Regions from separate parts of the Homo sapiens genome. Here regions 2 and 3 are each linked to region 1. Evidence: chromatin loops called from intact Hi-C (ENCODE). Cell type or tissue: heart right ventricle. All regions are shown on one strand. Region 1 has its middle 13 kb from the start of ARMC2. Region 2 overlaps ARMC2 (armadillo repeat containing 2). Region 3 overlaps SESN1 (sestrin 1).

Region 1 (8,000 bases):
CCTTGAATCACTTGGTTGGAGACGAAAAGTCTTGAGAGAAAGGGTCTGATTGACTGAGCTTAGGTGTGAGCCTGCTTTTGGCTGCTCGGGGTGACAGGAAGTATCTGCCAGAAAGAACCTTCAGGAACCCCTTCAGCCTTCTTGGTGGCAGGTCAGATTGTTTCCATTTACTGAACATAATGGAGGAAAGGAAATTCCACAAAATGAAATCGGCTGCTATTGTAGAGGAAGAATGAATGCTGAGTCCACTTCTGAGAGGGACAGTTGTCCAGAAGGGACTTTCTGAATATGGCCACGCTTTACATCCATTTTATTTTCATGGATACACATCCACAGGCTGCTCAGGTCCAAGGAGATGGCCACGCCTTATGTTCCTATCTATCACAATCATTTTTACAGGGCTGGACACGGAAGTAGATCACGATGCTTTGGGCGGCAAGTAACAGGAAAACTTCAACTTAACTGGCCTAATCATCACAGAAATGTAATCTATGTTCTGGTGAAGGTGGAGGAGTAATTCTGAGATGGAATTCTGAGATGGAACAAACACAGGGTGGTTGATTCAGTGGCCAAGTAATGTTATCAAGGATCCAGATTGATTCCGTCTTTCTGCTCTGCCATTCTAAGCGTGTCAGTCACTGGATGGCTGCAGCAGCTCTGGGCTTCAAATCCTCACACACCACTCTCCAGAGGCAGAACAAGGGAAGTACTGTGTCTTTGTGTCCCTTTTTTTTATTTTTTGAGACAGAGTCTCACTCTGTCGCCCAGGCTGGAGTGCAGTGGCGCAATCTCGGCTCACTGCAAGCTCCACCTTCTGGGTTCACACCATTCTCCTGCCTCAGCCTCCCGAGTAGCTGGGACTACAGGCGCCCGCCACCACGCCCAGCTAATTTTTTGTATTTTTAGTAGAGACGGGGTTTCACCATGTTAGCCAGGATGGTCTTGATCTGACCTCATGATCCGCCTGCCTCGGCCTCCCAAAGTGCTGGGATTACATGTGTACCTTTTGAAGAACTAAGAAACTTTTCCTGGAAATCCCTCAGCAGATGTGTCTTCATGAATCATTGGTCACACTGAGTCACATGCCTCTTCCGTGAGGTAACATCAAGGAAATGGAATGTCCACAACTGGCTTAATCAGAGTAGCTGGGAAGGGGGCAACCTTCCCCAAAGCTCATGGCCACAAAGAGTAAAATAGACAGCTGGACAAAGTTAGGTAAGATTTTGTTAGCAAATAGTGGACATTTGTCACATTCGTGGCTGACTATATTTGAGAAATTTCCCACTTTATGAGTCCTGCCCACCAAAGAGGAAAACAGAATTCATCTTCCCAGTCAGCAGGCATGTGTGGGTACAGGTATGTCACCTGGACTCCTCCAATCAGACACACCTGCATAATGCCTGAATTCAGAACTGAGAAAAGTGTGGAATCAGGTGCCAGGCAGAATCCGTGTTTCGGTGAAGGTGGAGGAGCATTGCAGAAAGACAGTCAAGTTTTCGGAGACAGCTGAGTGGTAGCATCCTGTGCATAGCATCTGCGCTGTAGGCGGCAGCGGATGCAGGCCTCCGCTGGAGCAGCTTGGTAGGATAATTTGGGTATTGTTCCAGGTTATGTAGCCTTCAAGCCTTTATTTTCCAGCCCTCCTGGAAATTCTATGAGCTCCCTATGTTTCTCAAAAAATTCCTTTCTGGCCTAAACTAACTTGAGTGGGTTTTGTCGTTCATTACCAGGAATTCTGCAAGGAAGAAGTAGGCAAAACTGTGTCCACTACAGTAGGGGATCAGTAGATACTGGGCACTGCAGAACACCAGGGTGCCGTACGCTCTGTGGAGCACCGCAGTGTAGCATTCACAGACGATAAAGTATGAAGATGCCGCAGAAGTTATACCCCGACGCCAAAGTCGGCTTCCTTTCTGCCACTGTCTTCCTTGTGATGCCCACTCACCAAGCTTTCCCTGGAAGTCTGCCCAGGCTCTCCCTTGAGACTTGCCACTGAATGGCTTGACCCCTGAGGGTTCCTCCCTACCCCGGCCTAATGGGTAGGTATATAACTTAATACAGTGTGGAAGTAATCATAGACCAGTCCAACCAAGCCAAGCAAAGCATAAATGTAAACGTTTTTAAAAACAAAATGCTACAGAGTGATATAATGGGCTACGGGGTGGGTGGGGGGTGCTGAGGGATCGCGCCTGTAATCCCAGCACTTTCGGAGGCCGAGGCGGGTGGATCACGAGGTCAGGAGATCGAGACCATCCTGGCTAACACGGTGAAACCGTCTCTACTAAAAATACAAAAAATTAGCCGGGCGTGGTGGTGGGCGCCTGTAGTCCCAGCTACTCGGGAGGCTGAGGCAGGAGAATGGCGTGAACCCGGGAGGCGGAACTTGCAGTGAGCCGAGATCGCGCCACTGCACTCCAGCCTGGGCGACTGAGCGAGACTCTGTCTCAAAAAATAAAATAATTAAAAAAAATGATATATTGGGTAGAACGTACACTACTCAGGTGACGTGATGGGTGCGCCAAAATCTCAGACTTCACCACTATACAATTCATCCATGTAACCAAAAACCACTTGTACTCTAAAAACTACTGAAATAAAAAAAAATTTTAAAACATGAAATGCTATGTATGCTTAACTTTGTATCCTCTTACATATAACCAAAAGGTAATGTACCTACCCTGCAATTAATTTAACATTTTTATCAAACAAAAAATATTATGGCAACTATGAATGATACTTTAAATAACAGAAGGAAAAACTGCACTTAAAATTCTGCTTCTCCCCCTGCCTCAACAGAACTATTTGTGCCTCTGAACATTGTGTCATTTGTATATCTCAATGCCTCTACTTTACCCTTATATGCATTAAATGGTTACAGTATATTTTACCTAACCACTACCACCCTCACTAGATGGTTAAGAGGCTTCTGGCTTGCAAATGCTCTTATATTAATTTTGTATTAAACAGGTGTAAAAGATTATTCTTCTTTTGGATAATGCAAATCACTAAATCATATAAATATTTCTAATGGCTTTGCATTGCTATTGGCAATGTAGGTGTGGACGAGTTCCACTACACCATCACCAGCAATGGGTATTTTCTAATATTTAATAGAAGCAAAATGGAAACTTACGCTGTTTTATTCTGTAGATTTTAATGTTATTGATGGTTTCTTGTGATTGTAAAGATGCCCTCATTCAGCATTGTCATAGAATCTTCAAAGACACTGAGTGAGCACCAGGCTCATGGGTTGTAACTGTGATAAAGATGTGAACATTATCAAGAACGTTTCAGAAAGTGCCATGTGGTTTCTTCAGGAGCTGGTTTTAGGCAGAATTAATCCTTTTAGAGGGTTATTATATTGGATTGTCCTAGTTATGTCAAAAGATGGCCTGGGGGAGGGGATTTCTTCATTTGTCTGAGCATTGCTGAACATTTACTTTCAAATTTTCTGCTTAGTGCATAATGAAGAATGTTCACCAAATTTGTGGCAGTAAATGTAAACTGTATTCTTGACATTTGAAAAATCTGACATAGATTAATATTACAGAACTATAGCAGTTCTCTGTGACATCCCTTCCCAAAAATAGAATTGCTATTTTTTAGATAAATTATTCCTCCTTTTCCCTATTATTTTATCTGCCACAAATATAAGCAGTGACTTTAAAACAAATAGCGATTGAAAGAAATTTACATTTTGGCAAACATAACTTAATTTTGAATGCTAGGATAGGCTTTCTCACAGAAAGCCAGGGTCCTGAAAAACAGAATGTTCTTTTCTGAACTGCATTTTGAAAAGGGAAATTAATCGTAATTTTTGCTTTTCCAGGCCGTGCCATCCCCGGGGAGGACAAGAAAAAAGTAACAAAAATAATTTTTGGCTTCAAGCACCCAACAATGGAAATGCTGAAACCCATGTCCTTTAAGTCCTTTTCTTCTCCTAGCAGAGGGCCCTCTGCCTACATGGGGCACCGTGGTGGCCATTTAATGTACTCCTGCTTGGTACCCACCTCTGCTCTGCCCCCTGGTGGCCACAGACACCATTGCTGCTGCCTCAGCACAGTTTGACCTTGTTGCTGCCAAGAGCCACCTCTCCTCTCATCACTGTCCCCACTCTCCTGCCATGCCTCAGGTGGCTGCTGGCAGAAGAGCAGTGGGCTTTGTTTCTTCAGAACATCACAGCAACCACTGTCTTATCAGCTCACACCCTCAGGATCTTACTGCCCCTTTTCCCAAAAATCTCCACTCCGGCAACCCTGGCCCTGCATCATTGAAGGACATTTAAGTGATATAACATATTGTTGCCTCAAAAAAGTTTTTTCCCTCTTCAACAGCTGGGACAACTGGATAACCACATGCAAGAGAATGATGTTTGGCCACTAACCACACCATACATACAAATTAACTCAAAATGAATCAAAGACTTAAATGTAAGAGCTAAAACTTAGAACAAACAGGAGAAAATCTTCACAACCATGGATTTGGCAATGGATTCTTAGATAAGATGCCAAAAGCACAAGCAACACATGGAAAAAAAGAGATACATTAGACTTCATCAAAATTAAAAACTCTTTTGTGCATCTAAGGACACTATCAAGAAAATAAAAAGAAAAACTACAGAATGGGAGAAAACATTTACAAACCATATACGAAAGGATCTAATATCCAGAATATTTAAGAAGTCTATGACTCCCCAACAAAAAGACAACCCAATTTAAAAATGGCCAAAGGACTCGAATTGATATTTTTCCAAGAAGATACGCAAATGACCAACACACACTTGAAAAGATGCCCAGAGCTGGACATGGTGGTATGTTCCTGTGGTCCCAGTTACTCAGGAGCTGAGGCAGGAGGATCACTTGAGCCTAGGAGTTCAAGCCTGGAGTAAACTATGATCTCACCACTACATTCCAGCCTGAGCAACACACGGAGACCTGGTCTCAAAAAAAAAAAAAAAAAAAAAAAGATACTCAATATTAATAGTCACTAGTGAAATGCAAACTGAAACCACCTTGAAATACTTAACACTCACTAGAAGGACTAGGACTATAATTAAAAACACAGACAATAGCAAGTATTAGCTAGAATGGGTAGAAATTGGAATCTTCATACACTGCTGATGGGAATGTAAAATGGTGCAGCAACTGTGGAAGACAGTTTGATGGTTCCTCAGAATTTTAAACAGAATTACTATATGACCCAGTAACTCTTGGATGGAATAAAAACTTTGTCTACACAAAAACCTGTACACAAATAGCAGCACTATTCATAATAGCTAAAAGGTGAAACAATCTGAATGCTCCATCAGCTGATGAATGGATAAACAAAATGTGGTATATCTGTGGAAAAGAGCATTACTCAGCCCTAAAAAGACAAAGGGAGTACTGATACATGCTGTAACATGGATAAGCCTTGAAAACATTATACCTAATAAAAGAAGCCAGACCCGAAAGGCCATGTATTATATGATTCCATTTATACAGAATGTTCAGAATAGGTAAATCCAGGCAGACAGAAAGCAGGTTAATGCTTGCCAGGGGCTGAGGGGAAGGAGAAATTGGAAATGGCTGCTTAATGAGTCCTTTAGGGGTGATGAAAGTGTTTCGGAACTAAATAGGGATAGTGGTTTTACAGCATTGTGAATGTACAAAATGCCACAGAACTGTGTACTTTAAAATGGTTAATTTTATGTTATGTTAATTCCATCTTAATAAAGAGATGAAAAGTTTACAATTTGTTAAAAGGTCTCCTCCAACACTGATGCGTATTCCCCAGAACAGAAACCTTCTGTGTCAGGTCTCCCGAGGCCGGAACATCAGTCCTGGGGCCGTCTATCATTTTCTTTCAGAAATCTCACTGGGGCCTCACGTAAATGGAACTGGGAAGGGGCAGGAAAAAAATGTCCCTTGGGCCACCGAGGTCTTACTATATAATGAAATAAATGATTCCCAAATATGCCAAAACTGGAGAGCTTATGTAACCAAGAAAACCCGTAAGGATGAATGAGCAGAACAGCAAGTCAGTGGTTTGGGGTTGGTTACATTTGTGGTTAAGGAAGGGCAGGGAGAGGGGAGGAGAGGACTGGGGGAGGGGAGAAAGAAAGAAGAAACAGAGAAACAGAAAAAGGAGACAGGAAGGCAGACAGGAAGGCAGGAAGGAACAAGGAAAAGAGAGAGAAAAGGAGGAGCCAAAAGAAGAGAACTCAAGATCCCTTTTCTAACTTTGAGACCCTGACAACTTTGCCTGTGGCATCTGTCCTGCTGTGAAGGATGACTCCAAATTCAGTTTCATTTCCCCACAATGCAAGTGCATCTAAGTCCCAATTCTGTGGTTAAAGCTTGAAAAAAACGCAGAAACCCACATGTTGCATTTTATTACAGCATTAATGCCAGTAGAAGATAATGAGTAATGCTAGCACCTTTTCTCTCTACAACCTGGGCTAGGAGTGTGACCAGCCCCAGAGAGGAGAGGAGCCTTTTACCTCTGTACTTACACAAAGGCTGCCCTCTTTGGTGTTGAGGGTGGGCTGTGTCCTCCCCATGCCAGGGTATCACTCCCTGGCAAGGCTTTCTTGGCTAAACTGATTTCCCCACCCCTCTGCTTCCTTCCTGCACCCCTTGTCTTCACTTTCTTCTCTCAAATATCTCTCGGTACCACATAGATCCACTTATTTCACAGACCCAGAAACTGGGGCCACGAGCTCCCACGATTTCTCCCCCCATCACAAGTGGTTAGGAGCAGCAGCCGTGTGAGCACTGGTGTGAGCGGACGTGTGAGACTTCACCAGACTGCGGGTCCTTAGCCGGGAGCTCCTTCCCAATCGTTCACACCGGGCCTTGCTGCCTTTACATCTGGGAGGCTGGTGACCCCTACAGGTGCCTGCAAAAGGAAGGAGTTTCTTGGTGCCAGAGGAAGAAATGGAGAGACTAGAAGTGAGAGTGCTAGCAGAGGTCTGTCGCTTGGCCAGGCCTGAGTGAGGGAGGTGTGCGAGGGAGGCTGAGGGCGCTCTGTTTGTGACCGGCCCTGTGAGAGTCTGGGCGGACGCGGTGCGGCTGTGCCCAGAGACAAGGGAGGCTTGGATCCAGAGAGCCCACCCCGCCACTCCCACCTCAGAGTGCCCTAGGGGAAGGACAGCAGAGCCACGCCCTCCTCAAGAAAAGGCACTTGCAGCTGCGGTAGTGAGGGGCCCTTGAGAAGGCGGGAATGGGAGGGAGAAGCGGGCTTGTTCCTGTGCACAGGTGAGGTGGCACCGCCACAAGCACTCCCAGAAATGACTGGCAGCCTGGGGAGGCGGAGGCGAGAGGGGTCTGGGGAGGTGACTGGCGGTGGAACTGCATCCCGGCACATAAGCGTTACACTTGAGGACACTCTCACCCTGCATAGCATATACTCAAGTTCACGTTCGTTTGGTCGCTTATTCCACAGAACATCCATATGTTCCAGCTTCCATTCTTGTGTGGAGGGCACCCAAAGGTGTGCAAGAGGGACAAGATCTCTGCTCTCTGGGTGCTCGCCTCCATACAGTTTAGCATCTCCATTCTCTTCTTGGAGTTCCCCACTCCGTGACCCAGATGGACAAGAAGTGTAATACACAGTGGAAAAAAAAAACACACACCAATAACTGAAAAAGAGTTTGGGATAGCTTTGAAAACTTCCTGCAGAGGCATCATTAATCTTTTTTCTTGGTAAGGTTCTTGAAAGCAAGGCCTGTATGTCTGCAAAGGACCTCCTTTACCAAGTGCTTGGCGAACATGAAATGATGCTGTTCCATTTGGGATGGGCTTTCCTCCTTGCAGACATGACCTCAGGGTGGCTCCTGGCGGGAGACCCACAGGGGGCTCTGTCTGAAGCTGCTGTAGGAGACCAGCTGGTACAAGAGGCAATCACAATGTTTTTTAGTGCAAAGCCTGGTTGGGTGCAAGGCTGCAGTGGGAGGTGGCGCATCACGTGGTGGGGAAGTGGTGGGGGTGGGGGGTGGGACCCTGCCGCCTAATTAGAGG
Region 2 (8,000 bases), 50 kb after region 1:
TGCCCTGTGTAAGGACTCCATTCAAGATCCAGATCAAGAAGTGAGGGGGAAGATGGAGCTGAGGATGACACACACTCCTGGTTACATGTGAGCCAGCTAGTTTGTGTATGTGTGTGTTTTGGGGGAGGGGCTTGATACATTAGAATTTAAGGAACCCAGCATGTGAAAGGGCTTTTGTGTGCATCACAGCGACCTGCTCCACACAAACCAAGGGAACATATACTCCCAGGTCAGCAAAGGTAATGGATTTGGTGATTGCAAGTTTAAGAAAACAGACTAAAATTTAAGCTACAGAATACCTCCGTTCGCTCTCTCTATGGATCCTTATTCAGCGTTAATAAATAAATGGCTCTGTTTAAAGATAAATACTATTAAGATAGGAACCAACGTGGGACTTGAGCTTAGATATATAAGGAACATAGCAAAAAAAAGATGAAGGAAGTGGATCACAGAAGGTATTACCTTCCAAAAACATGGAAAGAGTTCAAACAATTTTCCATAGTCTCAGAGAAATTATAGATAATGTGATCATTCTCTTAAAAAAAAAAAAGAAAGGGTTCAGGCATGGTGGCTCACGCCTGTAATCCCAACACTTTGGGAGGCCGAGGCGGGCAGATCATGAGGTCAGGAGATCAAGACCATCCTGGCTAACATGGTGAAACCCTGTCTCTACTAAAAATACAAAAAAAAATTAGCTGGGCATAGTGACAGGCACCTGTAGTCCCAGCTACTCGGGAGGTTGAGGCAGGAGAATGGCGTGAACCCGGGAGGCAGAGCTTTCAGTGAGCCGAGATCATGCCACTGCACTCCAGCCTAGGCGATGGAGTGAGACTCCCTCTCAAAAAAAAAAAAAAAGGAAAAAAGCACTGTTCTTTGGGTTATAAGAATTTAAATGAGAGATTCTAAGCCCATATAAGGAGATGAAAAATAAGCTTACAGTACGCAAAAAAGAAATGAAAGAAAAATGTATCAAGAGGAAAGCTACATTAGGAATAAAAAATTAGAATAAAACAGGTGAAAATACAGTAGGACATGGTGGACAGGCTAGAAGAAATCTTACAAAAAGAAATGAATAATAAAGCTATGAAAATGATTATTGAGATAGATATGGAAGAATGAAACTTGTTTTCCTGAAGAAGATAATTATCTTCCTTCACTTCCTCTGCTAACGCTGTCTTACTGTGAATTGTCAGACACTTTTCTAAGTCCTTTGCGTATATTAAGTCATTTAATATTCACAACAACTCATGAAGAATGGAAGAGATCAGAGCAGAAAGAAGAAAAATATTAAGACATAACAGAAGAAAACTTTCTGAAACAAATACTTAAATCTGAAGCTCAAATGGACACATGGTATTCCAAGAAAAATTTGATATGGAATAATCCATACTAAGACATTTCCACCAGTGCTCAGCACTAGAACACTACCCAGTACATAGTACGCACTCAGTGAATAATTGTTGATTGGGCGGGCAAATGGAAGAAAGTTTCATATGGCTCTCCCGGCTGAATGAACAAGTCACATAAAAGGAGAAGAAGACAGGCTGGCTTCTGGTTTTCTTAAAGAATCACTCAGTGCCAGAAGGCAGTAATGTCTATGAAGTCCTAAGTGTAATAAGGGGTAACTGAAGAATTGTATTGCCAGTCCAGTTGTACAGAAGCAACAGATAGACACTTTCAATATGAATGAACTGAGGGAATATACTACTCATGCACTTTCCAGAAAACCTGTAGACAACAAAATGATGAGTCAAAATTCAAAACCTAGAAATGAAGAAGCTATGGTAAAAGCATTCATGGTGAGTACAGTAATGATTTTGTTTTCGTATTGGATTAAAACTAAACAACTCTGCTTATGGAACAGAAACCTTGACAATGTGGTAGTAATATAAATAACCAAAACCAGTACTTGGGAGGAAGTGTGAGTACTGATTTCTTTACTTTCATAATGGGGAATAGATTTGTCAGTAGCTAAAGTCTGAAATTGCAATATATAGTTGAAAAAATAATGATTTCAGCATCCTAATGTTTTTCATTACTTTTTTCTTAACTTTAGAGAGATCTTTTAGAAACTATTCTCTCTTTGTGAAGACCCATTCATCTGAAGTTCTACAATTCCTTCAGTTTCACCTCAATTTCTGTTTCTTTGTTAAGTTCAAGCAAAGTTTATACTTAATGCTTTTTCACTACAATAACATGTATGGTATGATTCCATTTATATGTATCCATTTACCTGCCCTCCCTCCTGCCCTTCTGTTCTTTCATTCTTCTATCTTTTCCTCTGAACATCTGCAGAAATATGTCTGGAATGATGTTGACCACATATTATGATGTTTATTTCTGGGTGGTGGGATCCTGGATAATTTTTTTAAAATCTTCTTTGTACTTTATTATATTGCCTGGCTTTTAAAAAATAATAAATATATCATTTTTTCAAAAACAATGAAGTCATTATTCTTTTAAGATTTTAAGAGCAATGTGGCTGAGAAACTTTCCATTTGGAAAAGACAAAGACATTGGCCTGATTTTGTAGAGACCCTCCTTTCTGTCCGATAAGCGTTTCCTGGTAAGCAATGCCCTGTGCTGAGGGGTTGAGAGATAGAAGAGTGGACCCTGTCCATGAAGAGCTTACCAGCGTGTCAGGCCTTGCTTCTCAAGTATGGTCCCTGGACCAGCAGCATCAGCATCCCCTGGGAGCCTGTTAGAAATGTAAGTCCCCAGACTTACCAAATTAGAATCTGCATTTTTATAAGATCTCCAAGTGCTTTGAATGCACACACAAGGTCTAGAAGCACTGTTCAAAGATGAACTCAAATGCTGGAGGAAAGAAAGGGGAACTGAAAGAAGGTATACTGAAAATTTAGAGGTCAGAGCAGCTAATTCTGACTTGAGGATCAAGGGAAAATTCCTAGAGTAGTTGGGATTTGGGGGTGCATTTTGAAGGTTGATTTTCGTGAGGGATGGAGCACTGTGTTCTTGGCTAAAGGAGGAGCATAAGCCAGAAGTGGGATTTGACGTGGCAGTGGCAGGAGGCATCCTGAGGCTGCAAGCCATAGCGCTGAGCAGCATGTCTGGAAGGGAAGTTAGGGACACATGACAGATGGCCTTCAATGCTACTCCCAGGTATGTGGGTCCATTGTTTAAATAAAGGTGCACCACTGAGAGGTGACTTTCGCTGTCAGTTATGTGAAGGACGAATGGGGAGAGGAGAGCCTGGGACAAAGGAAGCCATTGGGAAGCTGTTGTAGCAGTTCTGGCGTAAGGTGTGAAGGGAGCACGGCACCAGGGCATTCAGAATGGAAAGCAGAGATGGAACCCTGCATGGCACTGGTTAACACAGTAGCATGCTGCAGAAGAGGCCAGTCACAGCCACTGCTCCCTGTACTGAACGAAATCCTCACAGGTACAGCACTGACAAGTTACAAGGGCTTTTCACATGCAGTACCTTGAAACTGTGGGGCTTTGAATGTTAAGGGGAGTATGAAACCATGAGCCTTTAAGCTAAGGGAATTTAAGGTTAACTAAGTTAAGCTAACATGGATAGCTACAAAGCAATATATCTAATCGTGTATATATATATAGAACTTTAATAATAACCAGTTAGTGATTATTAAAAAAGGTGCCAAGGGGTGTGTGTGTGTGTGTGTGTGTGTATGTATTTTAGTCTTGTGCCCAAGCCAACACTATTAAGTACCTTGGAGGACTTTCTTAAAATTTTGATCTTACAGACATCCCTTTAAAACCATGTCCTTTAATTTCAAGTGTTTGTGTATAGCTGTTTAAGTAGAATGCTTTAAGTTTAGTAATTAAGAAAAAGTGATAATCTGGCTGGACACGGTAACTCACACCTGTGATCTCAGCACTTTGGGAGGCCGAGGTCAGGAATTCAAGACCAGCATGCCCAACATGGTGAAATCACATTTCTACCAAAAATACAAAAAATTAGCCAGGTGTAGTCCCGGCTACTTGGGAGGCTGGGGCAGGAGAATCGCTTGAACCCAGGAGGCAGAGGTTGCAGTAAGCTGAGATTGCACCCCTGCACTCCAGCCTGGGTGACAGAGTGAGACTCTGTCGCAAAAAAAAAAAGAAAAGAAAAGAAAAGAAAAAGTGATAATCTGTCTGGAAACTGTATATCTAGTGCTTTAGGCTATGAAACATGCTGAGGGGACCCTCCCTCCATTGTCCACCCCTCTGTTGGCATTACCAAATTGCAGTCGAAGTATGGAAGAGACTATAAAGCAGGATCAGCAAACTAAGGCCCATGAGCTAAATCCAGCCCATTGCCTGTTTTTGTAAATAAACTGTATTGGAACACAGCCACACTCATCTTTTACCTATTGTCCATGGCCATCTTCACACTGCAGCAAGAATTGAGTACTTATGACAGAAACTGTGTGGCCACAAAGCCTAAAACATTTACTACCTGCCTTGATCCTACACAACTTGAATCTAGTTTGAAAAACGAAGTGTCTTTTTCTTATGGCAAGGATAAGTTTAGTTCAAAAGTTGCTAAATTTTCTCTTATCCATAAGCATCCTTTACAATTTCCTTACGTCATTTTTTCCAAAATGGAAATAAATTTATTGACTTTTTAAACATTCCAAATCCTTCTGTTTAATCTACTTCTTAATATTTGTTTAGTTATTCCTCCAAAGTAGGAATAAACAAACTACAGCCAGCCAGGTCCGGTGGCTCACGCCTGTAATCCCAGCACTTTGGGAGGCCAAGGTGGGCGAATCACCTGTGGTTGGGAGTTCGAGACCCGCTTGTCCAACATGGTGAAACCCCATCTCTACTAAAAATCCAAAAATTAGCCGGGTGTGGTGGCTAATTACAGGCACATGCCTGTAATCCCAACTACTTTTGGGAGGCTGTGGGAGGAGAATCACTTGAGCCTGGGAGGTGGAGGTTGCAGTGAGCAGAGATCACACCACTGCACTCCAGCCTGGGCGACAGAGCGATACTCGTCTCACAAACAAACAAACAAACAATATAACTACAGCCCAGGAGCCAAATCTGGCCATCCATCTGGTTTTTGTTTGTTTTGTTTTTCTTTTTTACAGCCCTTGAGCTAATAATGGTTTATACACTTTTTTAAATCATTACATTTTAAATGGTTACAAATGTAACCATGTAGTACCTGGATTTTCCCACTTGGCCCACAAAGTGTGCAATATATATTATCTAGCTCTTTAGGGAAAAAGCTTGCTGACCTCTGACTAAAGAACCTTAGTCATAATAATTAGAAGAACTGTCAGAATTATAGCAAAGTCTGAATTTTATAGTTTTTTTTTTGTTTGTTTGTTTTGTTTTTTTTTTTGAGACAGAGCCTCACTCTGTTGCCCAGGCTAGAGTGCAGTGGTGTGTGGTGTGATCTTGGCTCACTGCAACCTCCGCCTCCCAGGTTCAAGCAATTCTCTTGCCTCAACCTCCCGAGTAGCTGGGATTATAGGTACACGCCACCACCCCCAGCTAATTTTTGTATTTTTAGTAGAGATGTGGTTTTGCCATGTTGGCCAGGCTGGCTGGTCTTGAACTCCTGACCTCAAGTGATCTGCCTTCCTAAGCCTCCCAAAGTGCTGTGGTTACAGATGTGAGCCACCATGCCTGGCTAATTTTATAGTATTTTTAAAGAAATATACTTGTATTTCTTTGGGGTGCATGTGGTCCAAAAGTAGATATTGTCCACATGATTGACTCATGGATGGGCAGTGGTAACTCAAGTCAGTCCGTGTGTAGCAGTGCCATAGCCACAGATTGGTTCTGGCTGTTCAGAGTGAAATGTAGGACCCTCCTCACTGATTGCAAGAGAAGACTTTGCTTTTGCTCTTAAACATGTGGGCTGAGGAGAGGCCTGGGAATGCCAGACCCATTTTGCTTTAATCAGAACTCCAACCTGGTTACAGCTGGAACTGAGGGAAGGGCAGAGCTGAGAGAATCGCAGAAAGATGCCGCCAAAGGCCTGATTGCACCATGCCTAAAACCCACCCTACCTGTCCACATTCAGGTTATGTGAGTCAATAAATTGCATTTATTGTTTAAATCCATTGAAATTAGGTTTTTGTTATTTGTCGATCAAGATATCATAAAGAACAAAACAGTGCCAATCTGCCTGTACGAAGAATTTCACAGAGGAGCTTTAAGAAATAACTTCTGAAATTATTTTTGGTACATGAAAAATCATTGCAAAAAATTTAATTACAGTCTTTAATAATATGGAACAGGAAACTAGGAAGAACAATTTTGCTGGATGACTGAATCAAGATCCAAAAACATCTGATAGGCAGGAATGCTTTGCCAAATGCGGCACTGTGGAATTTAGGAAGAACAAGCAAAGGCCCAACCTGGATGGGAAAATCTGCCTTAGTGAACATGCAGGAAAAGATTAGAGACACCCACCACTGTGACGTGACCACCAAACCGCTAATGTCATTTTAGGCTGCAGCGTTACGTAGAACATCTCCTCTCTGTCCTCAAGCCATACTACCTTTGGCTGAGTGCTGGGTTCCAGACTTTAAAAGGGATCCAGACAAGCGAACACTCACTTTGAGTAACTGATTGTCCTGGAAGAGATTTGAAACCGCATCATGTGAGGAACAGTAGAAGGGACTGGAGGAGTTTGCTGATGACATCAGTGATGACCACAGCCATAATAGTAAACATGTATTAGTTACCATGTGCCTGGAACTGTGCCAAGCAATCGCACATCCTATCATTTAGTCCTCACAACAGTCTCACATTGGGGGATAGTGTTATTTACCACACCTTTCTACAGATGAGGAAACCAAAACTTACCCGAGGTCACACGGCTGTAAGTGGTCGGACCATGGGATTTAAACCATAGGAGATGACTTTATGTGGGGAATGCAACATCTTTAAATATGTGCAGGATTATCAAGGAGAAAAAGAATAAAGATTTGTTTCATGCAGTTCCAATTAGTAGAACGAAGACCAATGAGCAGAATTTACAGAGAAACAGATTTCTTTTGAGTACATAAGTCCATCTATTCTTCCTTTTCTCCTTAACGGAGTGATTTTCTTTTCTTGATGCCTCTCTTCCCCATTCAGTCTTACTGTGGGACTTCAGCTCTATGGCTGTGTGGAAACCCTGGTAGGCTTCCCCTGCTATCCTATTCCTCCATGGCTACATTCTGTTATTTCCTCTGCCTGAAATCCTGTCAACCCTTGACTTACGGAACCTCTTGAATGTGTTCCTTCTTCTCCAATTCCACTGTCACCCTCAGATTAGTCCTTGTTCCTTCTCTCCAAGTCTCCTAAATACTCTTGACATTGCACACCCCCAAATCGCATCACTTCCTTGTATAAGAACCCATGACAGTTCCTTATTGCCTGTCAAATCAGATTCATTTACTCAGCCCATAGTGTGGGTTGAGTAAACCCATGGAAACCTTCTATGACTGTCTTACTTGCCCTGGGCACTTATCCCCTGCCCTCAGTATCAGTCTGCTTATGCCTGTCTTTATTTTCACTCATGCTATTCCCCTTCTGAGAGTAGTGTTGTCATTTGCTGGTTTAACTTTTATTCTTTTATTATTATTATTTTTTGAGGCAGAGTCTTGCTCTTTCACCCAGGCTGGAGTGAAGTGTGCAATCTCGGCTCATTGCAACTTCTGCCCCCTGGGTTCAAGCGATTCTCCTGCCTCAGCCTCCTGAGTAGCTGGAATTACAGGCGCCCGCCACCATGCCTGGCTAATTTTTGTATTTTTAGTAGAGATGGAGTTTCACCATATTGGCCAGACTGGTCTCGAACTCCTGACCTCAGGCGATCCGCCTGCCTCGGCCTCCCAAAGTGCTGGGATTACAGGTGTGACCCACTGCGCCCTGCCTGTTATTATTTTTGAGACAGGGTCTCACTCTGTCACCCAAGCTGGAATGCAATGGCACAATCACAGCTCACTGCAGCCTCGACCTTCTGGGCTCAAGCGATCCTCCTGCCTCAGCCTCCAAAGTGGCCGGGACTACAGGTGTGTGCCACCATG
Region 3 (8,000 bases), 240 kb after region 1:
GTTGAGATGGTGGGAGGGGGGGTCTCACTATGTTTCCCAGGCTGGTCTCAAACTCCTGGCCTCAAGAAATCCTCCTGCCTCAGCCTTCTAAAGTGCTGGGATTATAGTTGTGAGCCACTGCACCCAGCCTCCACAAACTCTTAAGAAAATTAATACTGAGCTTATGAAACTTAAAAAACATAGCAATGAATTACTTAAAAAATGTGATGAAACCACATCTTATTATCACGCTAATCCAAGCATTACATCACCTACTGCTGAAACAATGCAACAGCCCTTTAACTGGTCTTCATGCCTCCTTTGTTGTACCTATCCATGCCCCACACAAGAACCATCATTTTATTTTAATGTTCCATTTTATTTTTTTAAATGTAGGTAACAGATTCACATTGAACAAAATACTTTCACGTGATTTGAATGTAGGAAGTGCAAAAGAGCATTAAGTCTCTGAGACCCAGAGAGTGGGGCCCCTACACTTTAGAGGGCCTGCTGTGGACCTCCTCCAGCTGCACCCCTCTGAGAGATGAAGTCCACAGGACTAGGGCATGTGCCCACCCAGATTATGCTTCAGGTACTTGGAACCGTAGGAATCTCTACTCAAATGGGCTGAGCCAGCTCTCTGGGCCTACACATGGGTTGTCCTCCCTATGGCTGAACACAAGGCCCATGTACGCAACCTTAGGCTCAGAAAGTGGACAGGCAGCAGCTGTATGTGGGGTGTGCAGCAGCTGATGTGAGGGCAGGGTGTCTATCCTTCATAGTGTAGGGGTGGGTGGGATTGGGGTGGGAGAACAGCATAGACAGGCCACCGCCAGGGCCCACCAGTTGAAATGGGCTTATGAAAACGTATACAGTGAAAAGCCTTGGACTCATTCCTGTCCCCAGCCAATGGCTACTTTTTCCAAAGACAACTACTGTTTCTAATACAAGTTAATCACTTTAAATCAAAAATCTGAAAATGTAATCTCCAACCTAAAGGATTTTAGTGGTTCTCTATTACTGTTAAGATAAAATCCAAAATTCTTAAAGTGGTCAACATAGCATTTTTCAAACTATAACATTCATTAGAACCATTTGGGGATTCAAGTCTGATCCAGTAGAACTGGGGTGAGGCTTGAGATTCTGCATTTCCAATATCTTCCCTAAGTGATACTGATGCTGCTGACCCATAGGCTACACCTTGAGTAGTAAGAGCGTATAAGAAATTAATATTCCTTTTGAAGCTATGACTTCAGCTACCCAGGTAGGGAAGGACGTTTTCCTCCTGGTTTACCCATCTCATTTAAAGAGAAAAAGCTACAGTCAGTCCACACAGATGGGAGAGAGGGTGGGTAGAAACTGCCAAGTAATAATAATAGCTAACATTATTCATTCATTCAACAAACATTTGTTGGACAATGTATGTGATAGCATTGGTCTAGAGGGTCCAGCAATGAACAAGAAAAAGTCTCAGTCTTCCTGGAGCTTATAACCTACTAGGGCAGACAGAATAAATATATAAGTAAATAACGAGTTCAGGTCGTGTTTGGGGCAAAGAAGAAAAATAAATCAAGATAAGGATCTAGAGGGTAAGAAGAGGTGCTATTTTAGATAACTAAGGCATATACAAAGATAGTTTTTGTTTCTTTTTTTTTTTTTTTACCATACTAAGTTCTAAGACAGGCACAATGCTAAGTACCTTAAAGAGATGAAGGTCCTTTTATCTTCATTTTGCTGATGATAAACTGAAGCTCAGAGATGGTAAGTAACTTCCTCGAGGTTAGACAGGCAGAATCGGGATATGGACCCCGGCAGTCTAGGATCAATTTCTGTGTTAATATGTATTTCCTGTTCATGTTACATGAGGGCTGCAACTCTGCTGTGCTCAGCTGAGCTCCCTGTGTTTTCATATTCTGGAAGCCAGACTTAAACTTTTAACCTGTAAACTGCCAGGTGAGGGCCTGCCAGTTTAAGACCAGCATCATAAGAAACTCAAGTACAAATATTCACCAGACACACTGCAAGAATGTGTCTTGTACTCACTCAGCAGACTCAGAGGCACGAGCTAACATTTAGTCAACAAAAATTTCCCTTTGTTGGTTTAAAACTCCCCAGTTTCAATCACTTCAATTTTTCTCTAAAGTTTAAGGAAAATAAGTTTAACATGCAGCAGGTCACTCTCGTTTTAGCAATGGTTCTTAATCTTTTAAGATCACAATCTCTTTGAAAATCTGATAAAACACGGGCTCTCTCCCAAGAAAAATGCAAGTGAGTACACAGTTTTGCATGCAGCTTAAGGGGTTCAGACACCTAAAATAGCAATAATCCTCAATTTGAGAATGCTTACATTGTAGCATCTTCCAAAATAAATCTCTGCTCTGAAAACTTTCTTCTCCCTGGTGAAGGGAGTGATCCTCTTTTACTAATTACTTAATTTAATTAAAACACAGTTAACTCTTAATTATTAGCATTTCAAAAATACAGCTTTATCCTCTAACACAGTTCTGCAGCAAAAAAGAAAAAGGACCTAGCTAGCTGTTAAGAATTAATTATTTCAGCTTCCTGAAAGGCAAGTTTCAATGATAGGTTATCTATGTGTGAATTAGCCATAAATATTTTTATTGTATAGTGGGTGATTTCCCTTCTATAGTCAGTAGTTTACAACAAGTATGTTGTTGAATATAACTCCAGTCCTTGAGAAACACAAGCATAATTTCCCTAAGTCACATATAATTTCCCCAAGTCGCATGTTTTTAGAGAAAGGTAAATTTGTTCCTTCTGCCCTCTAAAAACCATGAAATGCATCTCTAGACTAAGAAATGATTTAGGCTTCTGTATCATTTTTCAGCTTCATAGTATATTGTTGATTTTACTTTTTTTAATAAACAAAACACAGTACTACTAAAATGTAAAATGACACAATGGAGAGAGCAGGCAAGTAAAACAGTAACTTTTGATTCTTGATGCCTCATGTTTAATTATACAATGACTGAACCATAATGTGGTAGAGCTCTTAATACAACATACCCAAATTATTGCATGGCTAATTCAAGGAGTTTAAAGTAAACAGGAATATAAAGATGCTTAAATAAATACTTAAGGCCAGCTGTGTTTGTGACTTGAAAGAGAGCTAAGGCAACACGATAGTTGACTACGGAATCACCAAAAAATACAGACATTTTATCTAGTCAATTTTTTTTTTAATAAAATGGCAAAGATATTTGAATTAAGCAGATTTAGAAAAAATTATAAATAGGTAAATTTTTATTATTTGCATTCAATAGAATAAAAAATAAAGTGTTTTTTTGTTTGTTTTTTTAGTTTCAAGAGGCAGTATAGTATTGAAATTAACAAAATAAACTCTGGAGACCAAATGTCTGAGTTTGAATCCTTGCTCTGCCATCTGCACTAGCTAGGTGAACAGGGGCAAATTAGATAACCTCTTTGTGTCTCAGCCTCCTATTAAATGGGTGAATGCATGTACAGAGTTTAAAGTGGCACCTGCAAAAAAAAATCCAAGCATTTGAATGTAAGCTCTACGAGGGTAGTGATTTTTATCTATTTTTCCCTTTAGTGCATATGAGTACCTAGAACAGTACTAAAGATGGTAGGTGCTCAAAAAATATTTGTGAAATGAATGACTGTTATCGTTGTTATTATATGGTTATTTTCTCAATAGATGGAAACACTAAATCAGTTAAGCTCGGCTATTTAAACTTGGAAACTTTGGTCTCTTTTCCCCAACCCCCCTTTAAAAACATAAGTGTTGTGACATTGCAAACCCGTCTTCTCCTAAGACCCACAGCACCAAAATATGGGCAACAAACTAGATTTTGGTTGAGCAAGAGTGCCATCTAGCGCTCATAAAAGCTAAAAGCTGAGAATTAGGAGTAAATTTTTATTCAGTGTAAACACAAAGGGGAAAAAACCCACAAATGCAAAACTCATTAGGAAAAAATATTCTTCATTAACAGCCAAGGTGTTTGAAAGAAAGTTATTTCTAAATAAAAATCTCAGCTTTAAAAGTTGGTATATACCATATTAGAAGAGACATTTCAGAGAGTACAGTTTACTGAAGTTCTACTTACCTTAAAAGCCACTCTTCTATGAATAGAAAGTGGTGTTTTGACTTATTTTCTTTTTAATGACATGTGTTTGGTCTCATTATAATAGATTAACTCATTATAGAAATCTTGGAAAAATTAAGAAAAGCATAAACCACTGCCAAGAGAGATAACCGCTATTAGTATTGGGACATACAGTCACGTGTCACATAATAACATTTTGGTCAACAATGGACCATATATACTATGGTCATCCCATAAAATTATCATGCAACATTTTTACTGTGCCTTTTCTATGTTTAGATAACACAAATACCATTGTGTTACAATTGCCTATTCATTACAGTAATGTGCTATCGAGGTTTGTAGCCTAAGAGCAATAGCCTAGATATGTAGTAGGCTATACCATCTATGTTTGTGTAAGTACATTCTATGATGTTTGCACAATTATGTAATTGCCTAACAATGCATTTCTCAGAATATATCTGTCATTAAGCAACACATAACTGTATATATGTGTGTATATATGTATATACCTTCTAGATTTAAAATATACATTAAAAATAGTTTAATTTTAATAAAACATTTGGCCAAGATGCTAAAAATGAAATGAGAAAATTATAAATATTGATAATTTGTTTCTCTACTAAAATCAAGAGCTTTCTCTGTCATTGAAAAGCTCTCATCTCAACATTGTATTCAGTGGGTTAAATTTTTAAAATAAATTGCTATAAATTATGTAATCATTTGTGGGTAGCTCTACAATAGCCAAAATACATAAGAATTATGGTTTATAAAGTGAAAAAAGACAAAATTATTTCATCTGTTCCTTATAAATAACACAAAATTGATAGTAAAGTACACCAACTTGACTTTGGGTGATCTGAATAAAATTTGGGTTTGCTTAATATTTAATCTCACTCCTTATTCATTTGACAATGCTCATTAAAGTTTTGGGATTTGCTTTTAATTCTCTTTCCCCTCAAATCATAGACACAGAAGAGATTTGACTCACAGCTCACTAGAGAAGTATCAAATGATGAAAAGAAAGCTGACTGCCATTTCCTACCTTTTGGACAAATGCTGTTTTGCTTTTAGTACCAAGAATGGGAAGTAAAACATTTCCTAAAGTTGCATAGGAATAATGGTTGACAAGAGTCATGGAGGAAAGGAAGAACGAGGAAGATGAAGAAGCTGCTAGAGCCAGGCAGGCCTCTCCCACTGAGGCATGGTGAGCCCCACCTAGTGAGGGGGCAGGCACTGGGGTAGAGCATCTATTGTTCAGGCTGGTGTGAGGCTCCTTTATCTGGAGAATGGTTGCAAAGGTAGGAAGAAGTCGAGACTGGACTCATACTATCACTAGCTGAAGCACACTCTATTCTGACATTAATCAGGTTTCTAAGCATATACCCTAAATCACAGCTCTCTTCATAGTATGCAGGAAGGACTCTTTTCCTAACTCCTAGCTTCAGGAGATAGGTTGTTAGGGTAATGGTTCCCAATGGCTTTTAAAATGGTTCCTAATGATCCTCCTGGTATTCACTCTTTTCTGTAATCTGTTCCTTTTGAGTATGGACTAAACCTAGTTGGCTGGTTTCTAATGAAGTGATTAAGGTAAAAGTTATGGGATGTTTTTTCCAAGATTAGGCTATAAAAGACTGTGATTTCTGTCTTGCTGGCACTCTTTCTCAGGCTAATACTCTCTCCAGCTCCTCACGTTTCCTTTGAAGAAGCAAATGGAAAGGCCCATGTGGCAAAGAACTGAGGGTGGCCTCCAGCTAACATAACTAAGAACTTGAGGCCCTCAATCCATTAGCCTGCAAGGAACTGAATCTTACATCATCTGAATGAACTTGGATGAAAACTCTTCCCAATTTGAGCCTTCAGATGAGACCATGGCCCTGGCAGATACTGTAATTGCAGCTTTATAGGAGACCCTGAAACAGGGATCCCAGCTAAGGTGTAAGCAGATTCCTAATTCACAGAAATTGTGAAATAATAGTTGTGTGTTGTTTTAAACTACCAAATTTGTAATGAGGCTATAAAAAACTAATTCAGTTGTTAAAAAAATAAAAGCTCCTCAACACCCCCTCCCCGACCCCAGAGGGAATGACTCTGAGGGTCTTTTTCCTCGGCTTGTGGAAGCCTCTGCAGTAACCACCTAAGCCTGGACCCTGCTCCTCCCTTTGGCATGACTGACACTTTCACAAATTAGGTCCTCTCCAGTTCACTGCATAGTCTCTCTCTGTCATCCAAGGGCTTCTGCACTTTCCCCAACATCTGAAATAAATAATATGATGTTTGAGCAAACTTCCTAGTTCCATGCTTCAGTGACCAGACCAGATTGGAATCTAAGTGCATGTGTGGTTTCTAAGATAAATCATCCATCTTTATTATGTATCACTAATTGTACTGTGGTTTGCAGCTTCAATTTACTATTTACCAACTAGTATGAAAACAGTTCAGTATTTTAACAAGTACTGCTGTGCCAATGCATACTGGCTGAATATCAGTCCTAGTTTATGCTGTAAGTTTAATTTGCTTGATAAGAATCTACTTTCTTTCAATAAGTTTTCAATACAGTATAAGTGTATGAGTTTGAATGTCAAGCATAGTAACATTCTAGGGAAATTTCAATTCTTTAATGTAAATTTTACAACTTCTTTTGGCCATCTCAGTCTTTAAATTACGAGGGTATTACTTTATGGAAACTTGTTTTATTGGAATTGTTTTATTTATAATGCCCATCAATGTAGTGAGGAGCTTTGACACAAGTTATAGTTACATGTTCATACAGGCACTGACAGATGGCGCAAGGAAGATAAAAGGGGGCCACAAAAAGGAAACAAAAATGAGGCCAAAACTTAGTCTGCAGGAAACAACAACAGAACATTAATTACTTCCAGCCAGTCATCCGAGATTTGGTTTAGGCATGTTTGGGATAGAGGCAGTGTATACTTGTGTAAATGACAGACAAACTGAGAATAAAAGTTAATTATTACAGTAAAATTTATTTGCTGTATTAAGCTGTCTTTATTATTCCAACCCATCCTGATCTTTCCTTGCTCTGAATTACAGTCATGCTTCACTTAATGACACAAATATATTCTGAGAAATGTGTTGTTATGTGATCTAATCTTTGTGCAAAAATCATTGTGTGTGTTTACACAAACCTAGAGGGTAAACTCTACTACACACCTAGGCTTTATGGTAGAGCCTATTGCTCCTAGGCTGCGAACTTCTATAGCATGTTGCTGGACTGAATATTGTAGGCAGTTCTAACACAACGATAAGTATTTTTGTATCTAAACATATCTAAACATAGAAAAAGTACAGTAAAAATATATTATAATCTTATAGTACCACTATTGTATATGCAGTCTGTTGTTGACTGAAATGTCATTATGTGACACATGACTGTACTGTATCACCCTACATTTCACATACTTTTTCCCCATTGATTTTGTTTTCCAATACAAAAATAATACATGCTCACTGTAAAAAGCAAAAACAAAAAAACCAAAAAACTCTAGGAAAATAGACTAGTGATTAAGAACAGAGACTTAGAAATCAGACATGCCTTCTCGACTCCAGTATTCACTATTTAAGTTCATCTTTCTGGGTCTGTTTCCTCATCTATAAAAACTAAAACTCACCTCCCAGAATTGTTGTAGGTATAAAATTGGAGATTGCAGGGAAATGAGACTTCAGACAAAGTGCACAGATAGTTGTGTAAACTCATCCAGAATATGAATGTAAACCCCAAATATAAAAAGACAATAGTATGGCATGAACTGAGTTTTGCAGATCTGGTGTGACCCACATGATCAGACAGTGTCACCAGCAGCTGCACCCCACCTTTGGGAACCCTGGGGTCCAAGGAAAGAGCACTAAGGTGGCTGCAAGTACTTCTTCTCAATGAGAATGCCTAGGAGCTTCCCGTTTCCTTGACTAAAT

What was found. Hi-C counts contacts between places; a loop is a spot of excess contacts. Peaks named below come from ENCODE experiments on the same cell type or tissue, not always from the same donor. Only the 100,000 strongest peaks of a DNase experiment are listed, where the experiment ranks them.
Region 2: it touches region 1 in a loop (2.0-fold over the local background); 52 of 110 quality-filtered maps call a loop at or near these places.
Region 3: it touches region 1 in a loop (4-fold over the local background); 56 of 110 quality-filtered maps call a loop at or near these places.

Annotation. Positions count from the first base shown.
Region 1 is chr6:108,831,400-108,839,399 of GRCh38, forward strand. No RefSeq gene overlaps it. Among named protein-coding and RNA genes, the nearest start is that of ARMC2, 13 kb to the right of the region's middle. In heart right ventricle, CTCF peaks have their summits at 4,027 (motif pointing left) and 4,228; a DNase peak (open chromatin) is centred at 4,022; H3K27ac peaks cover 2,416 bases.
Region 2 is chr6:108,881,599-108,889,598 of GRCh38, forward strand. The region is part of intron 5 of ARMC2 (armadillo repeat containing 2); the gene reads left to right. Among named protein-coding and RNA genes, the nearest start is that of ARMC2, 37 kb to the left of the region's middle. In heart right ventricle, no CTCF peak of the experiment used is centred here; no DNase peak of the experiment used is centred here.
Region 3 is chr6:109,069,729-109,077,728 of GRCh38, forward strand. The region is part of intron 1 of SESN1 (sestrin 1); the gene reads right to left. Among named protein-coding and RNA genes, the nearest start is that of SESN1, 21 kb to the right of the region's middle. In heart right ventricle, CTCF peaks have their summits at 3,837 (motif pointing left) and 4,040; no DNase peak of the experiment used is centred here; H3K27ac peaks cover 1,472 bases.